Linked DNA regions of Homo sapiens: region 1 is linked to region 2. Evidence: read pairs that join two places in POLR2A ChIA-PET (ENCODE). Cell type or tissue: PC-9. All regions are shown on one strand. Links, peaks and the distances in the headings refer to the core of each region. The heading gives the core; the rest is flanking DNA. Region 1 has its middle 48 kb from the start of LIPG. Region 2 overlaps LINC02837 (long intergenic non-protein coding RNA 2837).

Region 1 (2,915 bases), core at 137-2,636, 100 kb after region 2:
ACTGCTGACTTGTACTCTTAAATGGGCAAATTGTATGGTATGTTAATGCTATCTCAATAAAGTGGTTAAAAATGAGTAAGGAGAGCCCATGTGTAAGATTCTGAGTGTTGAAGGAGGGAAGCTGCAGCTGAGTTTGTACCTCCTGGAGTGCTCCTAGGACCACAGCTGAGGGCTGTGTAGGGAGATAAGGAGGGGGCCTGGCCTGGACACTGCAGAGGCTGAAGCGAGTAGGCACTTGATACTTGAATGGACAAATTCTGAAGTTCCTGGCTCTTTGTTAATGCCCAGTCAGTGAGGGGGAAGAGAAGAAAAGAGTTAGGCTTAAGTCTTAGGATTTGGAGCTCAGAAGGGCTTTTGGCAGTGGCCCAAAGGGATTTTGAATTAAGGCTTTAATAGAACCAGCCATACTGTATATTCACACATCTCTTCACCCCTCACTGAGCATTACACCTGAGGTCTCATTTGGGGTCTTAGTCTGTGAGACTGAGGGGCTGAGAGCAGGAGGATCTCATTTGGCATTTCAGCATGGAAATCTGGCACAAGGAAATCAGTTGCCCCTAAGAATTCTCATCTCCCATTGTGGCATATGGCATTTAAGTTAAATGAAAAGATTTCTCCAGCAGCAAAGCTCACAAAACACTGGGCTGAATCACCTCTGGGAAGACGTGGGACCTTTTATGTAGGAAGATACTTGGGAATTAGATGTAACCCAATATGAGACTGGGGCGTGGATCATTCAACCTTGGAAAGCCCCACAGTCAGGGGATAGGTTGTGATTTAGCCTGTTGAAGGATCAAGATCAGGTATGATCTAATGTGTTGAATAGAGTCAAATGGGTCATTTCACCCAAATTTTAAACTGGCTATTGCCGGCCAGTAATTTATTGTGTGATGCTGGGCAAGACACTTGCCTCTACAAATCGGCTATAAAATTGTAAAGTAAGGACTGGCTTTGAAGGAAATCACTGAGCTGTTTTCTGCTTTCTCTGTTGCTGCTATACTTCAATTTCAACTGTGCTTGTGTCCCAAGTGCCAATATTGCCTCAATCTGGTTCCAACTCCTGTTCCTTAGTAACTTGGCTGGCAGAGAAGCTTCAGAAAGAGAATGGCATAGGTGAAACCATTCTGGTAAATTCCTGCTAAGATATATATGACTAAGAGTTATTTAATATGTGGGATACAGAGAGGAAGTCAGTTACCTTATGGAACAATTTAATGAGCTCATTGCAGTAGCTTTTATTTTGTTTTAGGTGGGCAGATGTTCTGGATGCTTCTTAATTGACATCACTTGAGGTCAGTGCATTTCAAACTTTAATGTACACATGAGTCACCTGGGGACCTAGTTAAACTTGATTCTGATTCAGTAAGTCTGGGGTGGGGCCTGGGACTCTACATTTCTAACAAGCTCCCATGGGTGCTAACTCTGTCTGCTGCTAGGGGACTGTCCTTAGAGCAGAGGCCCGGGTGACCATCAACCCACCTTCAGTGATACTGATGCACTCAGGAAGGAATGAGTTGCTTTTCTCTTTCTTGAAGCCCTTTGACACTCTGCACATGTATCCATTGGAGCACTTTGTGTTGTAATGATTTGTGCGGGGCCCATCTTCTCTATGAGGCTGAAGGCTCTTATACACAGTAGCTGCATCTTATTTATCTCCATTTGCTCTTGACTTCCACCTCTCCTCACTTTAACACTGTGGTTGGCACAAAAAAGGCACTTAATGTATGATGAGGAACAGGCCCAGACAGGCCTGATGGTGATCGGGTGAGCTCATAAATGATGTGGGCTGTTACGTGGCATCTCTGTTCCTGCGTGGCCAGATGGCATAAACCAGTGATTTCCAACCCTGACTACAGATCAGGGGAATTTAAAAAAATACTGATCCCAGGCCCACTCCAGTGTTCTGATTTAATTGAACTGTTTTGAAGCCCAAGTATGAATGACTTTAATAGCCCTCCAGGCTCTTACAGCTCAAAAATAAAAAGACAACCCAATTAAAAATAGGCAAAATATTTGAATGGATATTTTCCCAAGGAAGATTTACAAGTGGCCCATAAGTACAGAAAAAGATATTAAATATCATTAAGGAAATGCAAATCAAAGCTGAGAGATACACTTCACACCTAATAGGACGGTGTGGGAGAATTTCAAACTTTCCCTCTGAAGATTTGAGTCTAAGGCTGTTGAAGTGAATTGACAGTAGATGGATTAACAGGAAAAAAGGCATACAAATTTGCTTGATGTGCCTAAGCATGGGGGAATCGCAGGAGAATAATTACCCAAAAACCCACTGAGGTCCAGATGCTTTCATACTCTTTTACATAGGGTAAGGGGAGACAGGGGGCGTAGGGGTAAATGATTTAGGAGAGATGAATGGACCTTGGAGACAGAAATTAGCTTGGGAAGGATTCTGTTTGTAAATTGAAGGTACTGGAGAACAAACAATAGTTTAGAGCAAAGTTGGTCTGGACTGTAGGTGTGGTGTTTAATTATCAGTCTCTTCCTCTGTGACATGAATTTTAATCTTCTCCGGTTAATGTAATTTTAGTGAAAGGATCAAAGGCAATTGTGTTTCTCTTTAGCAGGCCCAGTTTCTAGGTAGTTCAGGAAATTTCAGAGAATAGCCTCATCCTGTGCTTTGGGAAAGACAGGAGAGGTGGGGGAAGGTCAGAGAGACATTAAGCCAGCTTCTTAATTTGTATGTCAAAGTGCCACATTTTGTAGTATATTTTGTGCCCCCACAATGGATATATTAAAAAAAAGAAAAGAAAAGAAGTGTTGGTGAGGACGTGGAGAACTCAGAACCCTCATACACTGTTGATGGGGATGTAAAATGGTGCAGATGCTTTGGAAAACAGGTTGGCATTTCCAAAAATGTTAAATGTGGAGTTTTTATATGACCCAGCAATTTCATT
Region 2 (2,915 bases), core at 175-2,674:
TAACTGGGGTGATTTGGTTGTCCTAAAATACAGTTTCTAGAACTATGATAACTATAACCAGAAAATGTAATCTTTAAAAAATATAAACTATATAATATAACACTCCCCACTTCTCTCCAAAGCACTTCCCAGGTTAAAACCCTTGAAAGACTTCACATTTCACACCCAATAAAGTCCAAACTGCTTACTGTGCTGTGCAGGCTGATCTAGCTCCAGGCCCTCATTTCCTATACTTTTCCTCTGCACTGACTTTGCTCCAGCCACATTGGCTCCTTGCTGCTTCAGGGATACAGTCAACTCATTCCTGTCTTGATGCCTTTGCTTTTGCCCTTCCTTCCAATGATTTACAACTAGGTCTTCACGTGTTGGCTTCTTCCAGTCACTGAAGCCTTAACTCCTTCCCTGACACTCAGTCTATGGAGCTCCTCTCTGACATAATCTTGTTTTATTGTCTTCACAACATATCTCACTGAATGAAATTATCACATTTATTAGTTTTCTTCTTAAATTTCTATCTCCTTTTCAAAAAATGTAAGCTTCATGAAGACATGGTTCTTTTTTTTTTTTTTTTTTTTTTCTGAGACAGAGCCTTGCTCTGTCGCCCAGGCTGGAGTATAGTGGCGTGATCTTGGCCCACTGCAACCTCCGACTCCCGGGTTTCGATGATTCTCCTGCCTCAGGTTCCCCAGTAGCTGGGATTACCGGCGCATGCCACCACGGCTAATTTTTGTATTTTTAGTAGAGAGGGGGTTTCGCCATTTTGGCCAGGCTGGTCTCGAACTCCTGAGCTCAGGTGATCCGCCCACCTCGACCTTCCAAAGTGCTGGGATTACAGGCATGAGCAACTGTGCCTGGCAGAAGACATAGTTCTTGTCTGTTTTTTTTTCCTCTAGTGCCTAGAATAATTTTTTTGTTTATGATAAGTTCTCAACAAATATTTCTTGAATTACAACATAATACTGGAAGTCCTAGCCAGAGCAATTAGGCAAAAGAAAGAAAAAAGGACATTCAATTTGAAAAGAAGGAAGTAAAATAGTCCCTGTTTACAGATGACATGATTTTATATATAGAAAAATCAGGCCGGACGCAGTGGCTCATGCCTGTAATCCCAGCACTTTGGGTGGTAGAGGATGGTGGATCACTTGAGGTCAGGAGTTTGAGACTAGACTGGTCAACATCGCGAAACCCTGTCTCTACTAAAAATACAAAAAAATTAGCTGGGCGTGGTGGTGCATGCCTGTAATCCCAGTTACTCAGGAGGCTGAGGTAGGAAAATCACTTGAACCTGGGAGGTGGGGGTTGCAGAGAGCCGAGATCACACCACCACACTCCAGCCTGGGCAACAGAGCAAGACTCTGTCTCAAAAAACGAGAAAAATATAAAGACTCTACTCAATAAGTCTCAGAACTAATAAGTGAATTTAGTAAAGTTGCAGGATACAAAATCAGTATTCAAAAACAAGTAGCATTTCTAGACACAAACAAGAAAAGAAATCAAGATGGCACAATGGTGTACGTCTGTAATCCCAGCTACTCGGGAGGCTGAGGCAGGCAGATTGCTTGAGCCCAGTAGTTCAGACCAGCTTGGGCAACATAGCAAGACTCCCATCTCAAAAAAAAGAAAAAAAATTTAAAAGGTAATCCCATTTACCATAGTTACACCCCAACCCCCCCCAAAAAAGCCCCAAACCCTAAGAATATTTTTTTTTTTTTGAGATGGAGTTTTGCAATTGTTGCCCAGGCTGGAGTGCAATGGTGCAATCTCAGCTCACTGCAACCTCCGCCTCCTGGGTTCAAGTGATTCTCCTGCCTCAGTCTCCCAAGTAGCTGGGATTATACCTGCCACCATGCCTGGCTAATTTTTGTATTTTTACTGGAGACAGGGTTTCACCATGTTGGCCAGGATGGTCTTGATCTCTTTACCTCATGATTCGCCTGCCTTGGCCTCCCAAAATGCTGGGATATCAGGCGTGAACCGCTGCGCTCGACCTAATTTTTGTATTTATTTATTTATTTATTTTGAGATGGAGTCTTGCTCTTTGCCCAGGCTGGAGTGCTGTGGCATGATCTTGGCTCACTGCAAGCTCCGCCTCCCGGGTTCACGCCATTCTCCTGCCTCAGCCTCCCAAGTAGCTGGGACTACAGGCGCCCACATGATGCCCAGCTAATTTTTTTTTTTTTTTTTTGTATTTTTAGTAGAGACAGGGTTTCACCATGTTGGCCAGGATGGTCTTGATCTCCTGACCTCGTGATCTGCCCGCCTCGGCCTCCCAAAGTGCTGAGATTACAGGCGAGAGCCACTGCACCAGGCCAATTTTTGTATGTTTTAGTAGAGATGGAGTTTCACCATGTTGGCCAGGCTGGTCTCTAACTCCTGACCTCAGGTGATCCGCCCACCTCGGCCTCCCAAAGTGCTAGGATTACAGGTGTGAGCCACCAAGCCTGGCCCCTAAGAATAAATTTAACCAAGGAAGTAAGAAAATATCTGCAAGGCAAACTAAAGAACACCAATGAAAGAAATGGAAGAGAACATGAATTGGAAGATGCCGGGCGCGGTGGCTCACGCCTGCAATCCCAGCACTTTGGGAAGCCAAGGGGGCGTGGATCACCTGAGGTCAGGAGTTCAAGACCAGCCTGGCCAACATGGTGAAACTGTCTCTACTAAAAATACAAAAAGATTACCCGGGCATGGTTGTGCATGCCTGTTAATCCCAGCTACTCAGGAGGCTGAGGCAGGAGAATTGCTTGAATCCAGGAGGCAGACGTTGCAGTGAGCTAAGATCATGCCACTGCACTCCAGCCTGGGACGATGGAGCGAGACTCCATCTCAAAAAAGAAAATAAATAAATAAATAAATAAATAAAATATATAAATAAATAAATTGAAAGACATCCCATGCTCATGGGTCGGAATAAC

Evidence for each region. Peaks named below come from ENCODE experiments on the same cell type or tissue, not always from the same donor. Only the 100,000 strongest peaks of a DNase experiment are listed, where the experiment ranks them.
Region 1: POLR2A ChIA-PET joins it to region 2 with 18 read pairs; 3 of 35 experiments call an interaction of 5 or more read pairs at or near these places.

Annotation. Positions count from the first base shown.
Region 1 is chr18:49,608,344-49,611,258 of GRCh38, forward strand. No RefSeq gene overlaps it. Among named protein-coding and RNA genes, the nearest start is that of LIPG, 48 kb to the left of the region's middle. RefSeq lists an enhancer at 712-1,911. In PC-9, for the core only: no CTCF peak of the experiment used is centred there; a DNase peak (open chromatin) is centred at 1,248; H3K27ac peaks cover 1,866 bases.
Region 2 is chr18:49,503,776-49,506,690 of GRCh38, forward strand. The region is part of intron 2 of LINC02837 (long intergenic non-protein coding RNA 2837); the gene reads left to right. Among named protein-coding and RNA genes, the nearest start is that of LINC02837, 5.9 kb to the left of the region's middle. In PC-9, for the core only: no CTCF peak of the experiment used is centred there; no DNase peak of the experiment used is centred there.